Regions from separate parts of the Homo sapiens genome. Here all the other regions are linked to region 1. A link is a contact called in ENCODE Hi-C or POLR2A ChIA-PET data. All regions are on one chromosome and are shown on one strand. Each heading gives the region's core, a stretch centred on a gene start or an enhancer-like site at or near the end of the contact. The rest is flanking DNA. Distances are from core to core; before and after follow the strand shown.

Evidence for each region. Hi-C counts contacts between places; a loop is a spot of excess contacts on that map. ChIA-PET counts read pairs that join two places held with the same protein, here RNA polymerase II (POLR2A). Pooled maps may share reads with other maps.
Region 2: a loop to region 1 is called in a map of gastrocnemius medialis, with 1.9 times the contacts of the local background. The contact joins two enhancer-like sites. A Hi-C loop is called at or near these places in 5 of 168 maps with a recorded cell type or tissue (cardiac septum, endothelial cell of hepatic sinusoid, gastrocnemius medialis and 1 more), 1 of 37 single-sample maps with no recorded cell type and 2 of 50 pooled maps. POLR2A ChIA-PET finds 5 or more read pairs at or near these places in 1 of 52 experiments (OCI-LY7).
Region 3: a map of Right ventricle myocardium inferior shows a loop between it and region 1 (6-fold over the local background). The contact joins two enhancer-like sites. A Hi-C loop is called at or near these places in 2 of 168 maps with a recorded cell type or tissue (Right ventricle myocardium inferior and ovary) and 3 of 50 pooled maps. POLR2A ChIA-PET finds 5 or more read pairs at or near these places in 2 of 52 experiments (MCF 10A and Panc1).

The regions. Positions count from the first base shown.
Region 1 is chr6:105,258,553-105,262,709 of GRCh38, forward strand. No RefSeq gene overlaps it. Among named protein-coding and RNA genes, the nearest start is that of PREP-AS1, 18 kb to the right of the region's middle. Within about 2 kb of position 2,105, at least 2 of the 41 ENCODE cell types and tissues checked have a DNase peak (open chromatin) inside an H3K27ac peak, as active enhancers do.
Region 2 is chr6:105,208,012-105,212,168 of GRCh38, forward strand. No RefSeq gene overlaps it. Among named protein-coding and RNA genes, the nearest start is that of POPDC3, 30 kb to the left of the region's middle. Within about 2 kb of position 2,045, at least 4 of the 41 ENCODE cell types and tissues checked have a DNase peak (open chromatin) inside an H3K27ac peak, as active enhancers do.
Region 3 is chr6:105,298,920-105,303,076 of GRCh38, forward strand. All of the region lies in intron 10 of PREP (prolyl endopeptidase), which reads right to left. It also overlaps the pseudogene RPL7AP35 and the pseudogene RPL35P3. Among named protein-coding and RNA genes, the nearest start is that of PREP-AS1, 22 kb to the left of the region's middle. Within about 2 kb of position 2,397, at least 5 of the 41 ENCODE cell types and tissues checked have a DNase peak (open chromatin) inside an H3K27ac peak, as active enhancers do.

The DNA.
Region 1 (4,157 bases), core at 855-3,354:
GTGGACATCAAGCAACTTAAATTTTTTCCTGCCTCCTTCTGTTAATGTCCAAATTCACCAGTTATATTTTAAACTTTCTGCTTTATTTTTGTGTCACAAATTTTTTCTATTCAAAATATGTGGTAAGAATTATCACTGGCCTGGCTGCCATGCATACTTCTTCAATAAAATCCCACTTCTCCACTTTCTTTTGTGGTTTTGCATTTTGCTTTATTAACTCTTGCTTCAGATTCTCTGGGTTATCAGATACGCATGTCAATCCAGAACACCAGTTTATTGATTTTCACGGGAAACATAAAATACCCAGAATCAGTATCTCTTTCCCTGGACAAGCCTGGCTTAACCTCACACACCTGGTCCTTTGACTCACTTTTTTATCTAGATTTTGGGCTGAACAGGTTTCCTCAGCATGTCAGATTATGGTACAGTGGAGTAAAGTACTGCATTCTTCGGCCACATTCCAGGCCGAGATCTCTACCCTGCTCACCCTGATAGAGCTTTGCCAGCACCGGCACATGACGTGAAATAAGTGACTCTTAACATGTTTATTTAAGTGGATCTATTTTAATTTTCAAGTTCCCAGCAACATTTTTGCAGTGAATATTTGCTTGGTTATTCTAAATTTTGCTTAATTTCTTCCACTATATTTATAGTTTCCCTCCAAAGGGCCTTTTCTAGTTTTTGTTTTTGTTTTTGTTTTGAGACAGTGTCTCATTCTGTCGCCCAGGCTGGAGTGTAATGGCATGATCTCGGCTCACTGCAACCACCATCTCCCGGGTTGAAGACTTCTCCCTGCCTCAGCCTCCTGGGTAGCTGGGATTACAGGCACCTGCCACCACACCTGGCTAATTTTTTAGTAGAGATGGGGCTTCACCATGTTCGCCAGGCTGGTCTTGAACTCCTGACCTCAGATGATTCACCCGCCTCAGCCTCCCAAAGTGCTGGGATTACAGGCATGAGCCACCGTGCCCAGCCACTTTTCTAGTTCTTGACTCTCCTTCTTTTAAACATTTATCTGGGCTGGGCGCAGTGGCTCACACCTATAATCCCAGCACTTTGGGAGGCCGAGGCGGGCAGATCACTTGAGGCCAGGAGTTCGAGGCTAGCCTAGCCAACATGGCAAAACCTTGTCTCTTTTAAAAATACAAAAAAAATAGCCAGGTGCGGAGGTTGCAGTGAGCTGAGATCATGCCACTGCGCTCCAGCCTGGGTGACAAAGCGAGACTCTGTCTCAAACAAAAACAAACAAACCAAAAAACATAAAGATTTATCTCAAGTTTTAGCCAGACAACTAATTCTGGCTCCGATATTTAGTAATGTCAGTACTCTCCAGTTTTTATTATAGTCATGTGCTGAGTAAAATTTCGGTCAACAACAAACTACTTAAACAACAGTGGTCTCATAATACCATTTTTTTTAACTGTGCTTTCTGTGTAGGTATATTTAAATACACAAATACCATTGTGTTACAGCTGCTTACAGTATCCAGTACAGTAACATGCTGTGCAGATCTGTAGTCTAGGAGCAATAGGCGACACCACATAGCCTAGGCGTACCTCGGCTGCACTATCTCGGTTTGTGTAAGTACACCCTATGATTGGACAACAATGGAATCATATAATGACATGCTTCTCAGAACATTTCTCCGTCATTAAGTGATGCATGACTGTACTCTCCCTATTTACTTTTATAATTAACCTTTACCAGCATTCTTTGTTTCACTTGGTTGTTCTTTCCGTTACTGTTCTCTATAGACCCCTCTCTGCCTTCCATCTGGATGAAAATCCTGGGGATAAAGAGTGGTCTCAAGTTTCACGGTACAATAGCAATGTTATCCCCCACTTATCTGGTTACCAAAGCACATCTCCACTCTCAATTAGCAACTTAGAACTGCAAGTAGAACTGCAGGAGATTTCTTTGCTGGCCCTTGTATACTGTTCCTGGCTTCTGTCCTCTCTCTAGCTTTTAACGAAGCTTGGCATAGAGAAGTGCCATTTAGGCTGTGGGTCTTCCTAGCACTTCAGCTTCCTGCACTTGACCAGAAGCCAACAGACTTGGACCATGATGGTTCGGGTCAAGGTAGTTTTATTAATAACCATCTGGAGAACTCAGTCCCATGGAGTCTGTCTGCTCTGGCTGTAAAATAGCTTTCAGGGAATTTTCCAACACATGACTTAGTCACTGATATGAAATCACATGTGAGAAGTGCCCCTTAGACTCCACGGTTGGTGCTCCTGGAGCGTTTTGTACCTCAGTCACATTTTCCATTGTTTCAGAGCTTCCTATGTAGTTGCTCCTCCCCCCTCCCTCTCCCTCGGTAACTGGACTTTTCTGGGGTGCAGGGTCCCTGACTTACTCATCTCTACACTGCCTGCAGCACTGTGCCCTAGAAGGAGTGGAGTAAATGTCTGTATAAGGAATTTCACAAAATATTTTATAGAATTGGGATTGAGAATGAGCAGACCTTTAGGGGTGGTGAAGAGCCGTTAGGGTAGCAAAAGAGCTATCCATAACTGTGAGAGGTTTGAAAATCTGTTCTGAAATTCCTATCGCAAGGGATGCATGTCCTTTGAAATCTTACTTAAAGGAAAGGAGGCTGAGTGTTTGAATCCAGTTGTCTTAGGACATACACGTGACCTACAGGCAGTAGCTGATGAGGCGAGGGAAAAGGAGCTGCAGTGACTTGCTTCATCCTCAACAATCCATTTTTCTAGCCCCGTCTTTCCAACTTCTTAGTTTAAATGATTCCTCTTAGGGGAAATTTAAACCCTCTTTAATTAGGAAAGAGAAAATATGAGATGGAGAGAGAAACTATCACAGGGAGGGGTGTGGCATTCTGAAGAAGTGTTTGTTCTTTGAAATATATTACAGTATAGATTTGCATTTTCTGAGCAGGAATGTTTAGTTTTCCTTGAGGGAGGATTAGGGCAGTCGCAGCAGGAATACAAGGAGAAAGATTCGAGTCTAGGATTCAGTCTTAGACTTCTAGAGGAGGACTTCCGGGTCTGCAGAAAAGCGCTAGTTTTGAAAGGCAAGCTTTGTGGAGAGAGAATTTCTTTAGCATCTATTGAGAGCTGTCCTGGTGGACTAGATTATAATAAACAGCAGGGACAGAGAGAAGTAGCCAATGACAGGGGAGGAGGAACGTGTGAGAGAGGATGGAAGATAGACGGAGGGGAAGCAGGCAGTAAGACATGTCCTGACCACTCCTTTACGGGCTGATGGCTGGGGAGAGGAGCCATGGCAAATCAGTGGACACAAAAGCAAAGGGGTTCGTGTCCTGCCCCACTCTGGATCCCCTGGGAGGATGGCATTGGGAGATATACCTAATGCTAGATGACGAGTTAGTGGGTGCAGTGCACCAGCATGGCACATGTATACATATGTAACTAACCTGCACAATGTGCACATGTACCCTAAAACTTAAAGTATAATAAAAAAAATTGAGGGATTCTGGGAGGATGTAGGACTAGCTGGAGCCTGAGGTCAGGATGAAGAAGCTGCAGAGCAAGTGACTGGCACGCTGGAGCCAGGCGGTGGATGACAGAATGCTGTCCCCAGTGGGTAGACAGATGGGCCTGCTGACCCTCAGCAGTCACCAGTGTGGGGCATGAGCTGGACCCTAGAAGGAAGATGGAGAGAAACCAGCCAGCAGAGAGGGTATCTTTAGGTGGGGCAGTCATTTACTCAATCCAGGTATTACATAATAGCCCTTTTGAGGTCAAGAGATTTGTATTTTTTGGCTGAGAAACTGAGGCTCTTGAAGTGAGGGTAATTCACCCAAGTTCATCCAGGGGCCTGCAGACTCAGGGCTAAGTTCTGTGTTCAACCTCAGCAGTTCATCCCACGTGCTTAACGTCAGTTTCTCTGCTCCTTTGAAGTTTTTATTTTTTTCTGGATTCTACATTTAGATGTCTCATTTAATCTCCAAAGACGTTCATAATTCTTCTGAGATACATACTCCAAACAAATAAAATGTAGTATGGTTTGTCCTTATAGTAATAACTCAATCCATCACCTTTTAATAAAAATGCTGTAGTAATCCCCAGTGGAAAATCCCATACAGTAGAAAATTGGTTTTTGGGGAAACCCTCGATTAGTTCTCCCAGTTGATTTTATGATTCATTCATTTGGAGCTTATTGGATTTACATTTTAG
Region 2 (4,157 bases), core at 795-3,294, 51 kb before region 1:
AAGGTCTTCAGGGCACTTACCATGAATGGAACTTGCAAGACAGGAAGTTGCTCTGGGTGAGTCAGTGGGTGAGTGGTGAGTGAATGTGAAGGCCTAGGACATTACCGTCTACTACTGTAGACTTTATAAAGCCTGTACACTTAGGTGACACTGTTTATAAATTTTTTCCATTTTCAATAATAAATTAACCTTAGCTTACTGTAACTTTTTTACTTTATAAACTTAACTTTTTGAAAACTTTTTGACTATTTTGTAATAAAACGTAGCTTAAAACACAAACACATTGTACAGCTATACAGAAATATTTTCTTTATATTCTTATTCTATAAGATTTTTTCTATTTTTAACTTTTTTACTTTTTAAACTTCTTTGCTAAAAACTTAAGATGCAAACACATATTAGCCCAGGCCTACGGAGGGTCAGGATCATCAATACCATTGTCTTCCGTGTCCACATCTTATCCCACTGGAAGGTCTTTGGGGGCAATAAACACACACAGAGGAGCTGACATCTCCTATGACAACAATGTCTCTGGAAGACCTTCTGAAGGAACTGCCTGAGGCTGTTTTACAGTTAGCTTTTTATTTTATTTATTTACTGTAGAGGAAGGGTCTTGCTATGTTGCCCAGGCTGGTCTCAAACTCCTGGGCTCAAGCGATCCTCCAGTCTCATTCTCCTAAAGTGCTCGGATTACAGGCATGAGCCACCATGCCTGGCCCCAGTTAGCTTTAAAAAAAAAAAAAAATAGGAGTACAGTCTAAAATAACTACAAAAAGTTTGGTAAGTACTGAGTGATAGGACTGTATCAGCTCCATTATAATCTTAAAGGACCACTGCTGTATATGTGGTCCGTTGTGGACAGAAAGGCTGTTACGTGGCCTGGGACTGTACACATACCCCTGCTGAATATCTCCACCTTGATAGTCCATGTGGCGATACCTTAATTTCAACACATTGAAAATTGATCCTCCTCCTAAATTCTGTGCCATGAACTCATCTGACCAGTCTCCCAAACTAGTGGTCATCTTAAATCTTTGACTCTTCTTTCTTTCTCCCCCAACCTCATGTCTAATTCGTCATCAAATCCTCTCAATTTATTCTGGGCTTTCCTCTCTAGCCCCATTCTAGCTGTCCCAGCTGGAACAATTACAAGAGTAATTGCCACCCTACTCTCTGTTCTGCTTCAGAATAACCTTCCTAAACTGTTTAGTCTTGTTAATGCTCTATTTAAAAGACTTCACTATCTCCCCATTGACTATGTGATAAATTTCAAACTACTTTGTATGATGAACAAGGCTCTCCATGATTTGAACGGCGAAGTATTTTCTCTCAATAATGGGAGTTTATCCTCCCTTCTCGGGGTTCACTGTACTTGAGTCACATTGGTTGCAGGTTGGATTCCCTTGGAAGCAGACTCTAAGACAGACAGAGATTGGAGAGTAGGAGTTTTGTCAGGGTGTGCTCCTTGGATTACTACCTGTAGAAAAGAAGGGAAGAAAGCAGAAAGGGGCTAAGGGGGAAATTGGCCATGACTTGTGGTATGCACGAGCTAGCTTGTATGAAAATTGGCAAATGCTATAAACCAGGGTCCACTGCTTCCATATGGCCTCCCATTTGCAGCTCTTTGAGTACCTCTGGCCCCACTGGGTTGGGAGCATGGTTCAAGCTCAAGATGACCTTTAGAGCTGTATGAGATAAAGGAGTCTTTTAGCAAATGTCTTTCTCTCCATCCTCTTGTACTAAAAATTCTCCTGGATTGTCATTCTCTTTAATTAAGTTACCCACTCCAAAGTCATTTTAATTCATCAGCTTCTTTGTGTTCTTTATGGCAGTGCTTCTCAACCCGGGGCAATTTTGCCCTCCAGGGGACATTTGGAAATATCTGAAGACATTAGTTGTTGTTATTACTGAGTGTGGGGGTACTATTGGCATCTAGTGGGCAGAGGCCAGGAATGTTGCTAAATATCCTACAACACACAGGATAGCCCCACAACAAAAAATGATCCAACCTCAAATGTTAATAGTGCTGTGGTTGAGAAACTGCTCTAAGTCCATAATGACTCAGCAGGAACTTCATTCTAGATGACCATGGGGAAATAATGAAATCAATTGTTTCATCTCTGCTGGTCTTGAGTCAGCCAGAGTCCCTTCCCCTCGCAATTTTTCAGTGCTAGCTGGATTTTCATTGCCTTTTATCCCTACCAGACTGGGTAATCAATCTCAGATTCTTTTCTATTTCTTTGGAGTTTATGGCCTGCAGTCATTCCCGTATCAGTTAAAATGCTGTTGCAAGAAAAACAAGCCATCTTGATTTAAAAGAACAGTTTATTGGAAGAATATTGGATAGCTCACAGAAATACCAGGAGGGCTGGATTGTGGCATCCTCACTGAAATCGGGTAGCCCAATTCATCCGGATACTAGACATCTAAAACTACCACAAAGTAGATCTGGTGAGGTCACTGCCATTGGCATCCCAAACATTAAATTTTACAGCTTGTGTACTAGACAGGACACTCCATTGTAGCACCGTGCTGCTGCAGTCCCCAAACACTGGGTGCTGCTGCTGGAGATGATTCCCTGCTATCCCAGCTCCTCTGCTTCTCCTGTTTCACAGTCTGGTGTGGGTATGTCTGTCTGATGAGGCCTGGGTTGTTAAAACTGCAAATAATGCTTTGAGGGTATCTGGTAATTTCAACTTGGATGGTAGAAGGTAAGCTTTACCTTACAAACAACTTGTAAGTTAGAGAATTCATCAGACACAGGGAAGTATTTCTGGGGAACAACATGGTGACAACTTTTAGGCAGAAAAGGTGTTCATTCCTTTTGACATTCACACAGATTTCAGGCTACTTTATCATAAATATCTCTAACAGCAAAAGTTTAGAAGTGTGTAGCTCTCTGTATTTTTCTAGTGTGTTATCTCAAGTTAATTTATAGATTTCTGACTCCATCATAACTGCTGTATACTTTTTCATATGCCCCTCCCCCACCAACAACTTGTAATTTGGAACCACTATGGTTACTATATTTACTTAGGATAAAATTAGGTGTATGTCCCCTAAAGATCTTATCTTTAGTATTCTAATTCATTTCAACATGTGCTAGCAGTGCTAAAATAAACAATGCTGGAAATAGCTTTCTAGGATACAAAGCTAGACAGCATGACTTTTCATTTGTCTTTGATTAATTGTGTACTTGCCTCTTTTATGGAAGACAAACCCATATGTAAAGCTATACCAAGACAGAAAAACAATAGACCTTTTTAAAAGGTTCTTAGTGTGAGTGTGACTTTTTTACTTTTTTCCTTATTGTCACTTGATGGATCTTTCCATTCACCTTTTCTGACATCAAAGATGAAAAATTATGTGCTTCAGAGATGAGCTGATAATACCCTGACAAGGCTTTGCAAGAGTTTCTGGTAGCCTGTCTTATAAAATACCAACATTTCCTGGAAGACTCAGAAATTGCCAGTACGGTAGGGTGGTTATTTAATTTATGTATTTTTATTTTTATATAAGATAGGGTCTGCCTATGTTGCCCAAGCTGGTCTTGAACTCCTGGGCTCAAGGGATCCTCCTGCCTTGGCCTCCCAAAATGCTAGGATTTACAGGCATGAGCCACCATGCCGAGCCATGGTGATTATTAAAAAAAAAAAAAAAAAAAAAAAGTGAAGTTAATGAGGTGATTTGATAGAAGGACCCAGAGACAGGTCAGTTTTTGACTTTCACATGAAGACTGGGGGCAGCCAATTTGCCTTTTGCTGTTGGCGGTGTTTGGTATATGTTGGTAAGACCCCAATCTTACGAGTTCTTATTGCCAAACGTAGGATTGCTTTTTCATTGTTGCCTAAGGTATCTTTCCATACTGTCGTCTATGATTCCTTCACTTTCATAGATGGAGAAAACTGAGTTGTAGGAAAAGTAGACCACGGATTCAGAATTAAAAATATTAAAAACCAACTGATCAAATAAAAACTACTATAAGGCCCAGTGCAGGAAGAAGGGAGGGGAATCCTTATGAGTCAGAGGCTGGAGATCACCACACCCAGTTTCAGAAATCATCAGAATGGCAGGCTTGCTTTTTAAATAAACTTTTAATTTCAGAATAGTTTTAGATTTATAGAAAAGTTAAAAAGACAGTATGGCAAATACTGGAT
Region 3 (4,157 bases), core at 1,147-3,646, 41 kb after region 1:
TTAAAATTCTCCTTCAAAAAAACCAAAAAACCTTAAATTCTTCATTGTGGAGACGCACAGCAGCATAACAATATTATTCCACATCCCAAACCAATAACATTAAGCACCGCAAGGCTGTAAGGAACCACACCCTTCATGAAGCCCACACTGATTCTTGATAGAGGGCTGAGAAGGGTATTTTCTGAGCAGCCACAAGACTGTGCCACCTGGTAAACAAAAGCTGGTGTCAGTTCTTTCTCAGCCCTGAGGATATAAGATAATAATAGTAAATTCTGGGACTTTAAAATGTTTCAGATATAGGGAGAGGTTGTCACTCCAGGCTGTCATCCAGCTAGCAGTCCTCTCTTATTTTACAAATGACAAAATAAGATTCAAGAAGATAAAGATACCTGCCAAGGGTTGGGTACAGTGGCTCATGCCTGCAATCCCAGAACTTTGGGAGGCCAAGACGGACAGATCACTTGAGGACAGGAGTTCAAGACCAGCCTGGCCATCATGGCAAAACCCCATCTCTACTAAAAATACAAAACTTAGCCAGGCATGGTGGAGGACACCTGTAGTCCCAGCTATTCAGGAGGCTGAGGCACGAGAATCTCTTGAACCCAGAAGGCAGAAGTTGCAGTAAGCCGAGATTGCGTCATTACACTCCAGCCTGGGCAACAGAGCCAGACTCTGTCTTTAAAAAAAATACCCGCCAAGGCAACACTGCCAGCTTATGGCACATTACTACCAAGGTCTCCCAAGTCCCTGTTTCAGTGTTTTTTTCCTACTATATCACAAAGTAATTAACTTCAAGTTATTACTTCCTTGTAAATATCTTTATTGGGTGCAATTATACAAAATGTTGAAAGTGTTAGAGCCTTTGGTATAGATTTAACACATTCATTTCTTCTTCCCCAAGACAATGACCACCTATCTCTAGGGAATCCTGGGGACAAATATCATTCTGCCAGAGATGCTATCCCTTATTTGCTTCTCTGCTTTTTTTTTTTTTTGAGACGGAATCTCACTCTGTTGTCCAGGCTGGAGTGAAGTGGCATGATCTCAGCTCACTGCAGCCTCTGCCTCCTAGGTTCAAGCGATTCTCCTGCCTCAGCCTCCTGAGTAGCTGAGAATACAGGTGTGCACCACCACACCCGGGTAACTTTGGTATTTTTAGTAGAGATAGGGTTTCACCATGTTGGCCAGGATGGTCTCGATCTCTTGACTTTCAGTGATCTGCCCATCTCAACCTCCCAAAGTGCTGGGATTATAGGCGTGAGCCACCGCGCCCAGACTGTTTTTGTTATTTTCTTAAAAAGGAGACTCACTCAAACATTTCAAAAGCGATATTCCAGATACAAGAGGGGCTGCTGTTACTATTTTAGCAAAATGAGTCAGCTTAGAAAGATGATCCTTCTCCACACAGTCATTAGTGTTACCATCTTGAAGACAGATTATTAAAACAATAAAAATCCCACTATATCTTGCCATGGCCATTCTACCAAAAAAATTCCATTTCAATAGTATTTTTTTAAGGCTTAACAGACACAATTCATTTCACAAATAAAAAAATGCTTGAGCAAATCATAAAGCTATCCCAACTTTTTAAGTAATCAATTAAATTTAAAGCAGCTTCTGATTTTGCACATTTAAAACCATATTCTAAGAATAATTGTTTAACAGATAAGAACTCACAGATCCTTGAGCTGAATGCTTTATGTTAAAAAAAAAAAACTACTGAAGAAATGGTGTACATTTATATAAAGTACATAAGTCTAAAGTTTCAGAAATCCCATCTCTGTTGTCAAGCACAACTTTCCAGAGGCATCACCAATGATAAAGCAGTTTAACTCTGGAAGCATGTTTTAGCACAAGAGGGCAATCACTAAACACACATCTAGCTGCCTTAACATGTAAATCTGATTTCAAAAAAAAAAGAATATCTTCCTTTAAAGAAAAAAGAGAAGTAAATATGACAAATCAATGGAACATTACTGTTCCTTCAAATCAATGACCTTAGTTGTGCAAAGATCAACTGTCTCTCTTGAAATTATTATTCTCCTTGAGATGCGTACATTTAGTAATAAAATCAATTGTGTTAAGACGCACGAATGTGCAATCAGTTAGGTTCCTGAAAACAATCTTCAGTAATGCATTTGATGCAGTTCAGATACTGAGCTATCTGAGGCAAATGCCAGGACTCCCATTATCGCCAGTCATGAGATGTGCTCATCTATGAAAGATGAAGGTAGGCTGCAAAGGGCAGCCCCTTCAGACAGAAGAATGTCTGGTGATAGCAACTCCTGCCTAATTTTAGAGCCTGACAGGTTTAAAGGAGAATGTTCATAAAAGGGTGTTGAGCTCCCCCTTTTTATCAGAGTTGACAGAGGCCACTTGTGTGGTCTGTGCTACGTGTGCCAAATAAATCTGACAAGGAGCAGAACTGCTCTGAGTCCACAGGCAGCATGCAGAGGAACAAGACATTCCATTACCAAAAGAACTGGACAGTAGGCGGGCAAACTCCGTGCTTCAGTTACCCTGTAACATGAGCATATGAAGAACTTCCTAGGACTTAGAGGGAGGCATTACATGTTTCTGTGCTGTACTAAGGTGAAAAATGCTAGCCTGGCATTAGAAGGTTGTCATCTTGTCTATGTTCCAGGCATTTAACTTTTGGGGAGTAGAGAGGAGTTTAAGAGTCATCTTTGGGCAGAAAATACAGAAGGAAAGTCTATTCCAGACTGCTTTAGTTAGTTTTTCCAAGGATGGCTGGGCATTTTGGTAACACTGGGGATTTAAAAGCTCCCTTAGGATACCTCAATTACAGCAAAGTCAGTCTATTTAAAATCTGTTTTAACTTTTAGTACATTTCTTGAGCACCAACAATGTGCTAAGTGCTATACTGATCATCTCTGCAGAAATTCACCAGCTCTCTAAGGCTCAGCCATCTGTTTTTTGGAATAATACGCCTTTTCCCAGTCTCAAACTGTGAAGCCAAAAGCGAAATAGAAAGTGGAAGTTCTGAATACAAGGAAAGAAGGGCAGTGAAGGAGGCACAGCTGGATCTCGTGCTATGGCACTTTGATGAGTTTATTTGGATTTTAGCAGTAACCTGGTGTTTTGAGGTAGAAAGACACACAGGGCTAGGATGAATAAATCTGACTTGATTGTAGAACATCAAAGCCATCTTCAGTTCCACTGGTCTGATCTCTTTGTAGTTAATGAAGACACACAATCAGACATTTTCATTAAAAGTGAAGGAACCCTGCTACACGCGGAGGCCCAGAGAAAGCAGCGTCTGTTTTGGTACAGGCAGAAACTGCCCTGTAACATGGCTCACTGCAATGGGATTTATGCTGCACATGGAAGGCATATGCTGTGTGTTTTGCTCCTGCATGAGAACCACATGATGAGTCCATCATCAGAGGGTTATGAGTTCTGCATTGTTTGCCTTCAATAAATATTTGTTGAATGAATACAGAATTGCATATTAAATACACACTTTTCTTTTGTTCTCTTCGGCCAGCTCTCTTTTATTGACAATGTGACGTTCAGGCGTTCACTGTGTACTTCTGCAGCGGGTACGGCCGCTCCTTCCGCGGCTGCTGCTTGGTCTTCAGGTTCTCCTCGTGCTTGCTGGGCCAGTGGCGCAGGCGCATGTTTTCTCAGGCCGCAGGTCCAGGGGCTTGTACCTCTTGCCCTTGTAGAATTTCCTGAGGTTTTCTTTGTGTGAGTCTGGTTAATTACGGTGAGAACACGGGCAATGGAATTGTGGATGACACGGATCTTAGAGAGCTTGGAGACCGCGCCGCCTGTCAGTGGCGATGCGCAGCTGGGACAGCTCCACCTTCAGGTCGTCCAGCTGTTTGAGCAGCAACTCTTTCTCCTTCCCGTGAAGGTCCCGAGACTTGATCTTAGCCATTGCTGCACAGGCCGCCCCCGCCGCCTGCTCCGAGGGCTAAATACTCTCTTTTTGACCCTCAAATACCTATACCAGCTTACCTCAGGTCCGGAGCTCAAAGTCATTGTAGCTACCTCTCCCACACCATCTTATCCCTGCCTGCCTGCACAGGGGCCTTGGCTTCCAGGACTCCTGCTTCCAATCTGAGCACCTGTTACCAGATTAATCCATGTAAAACCTCCCTTTTAATCTAAGTCACTCTACTATTCAAAAC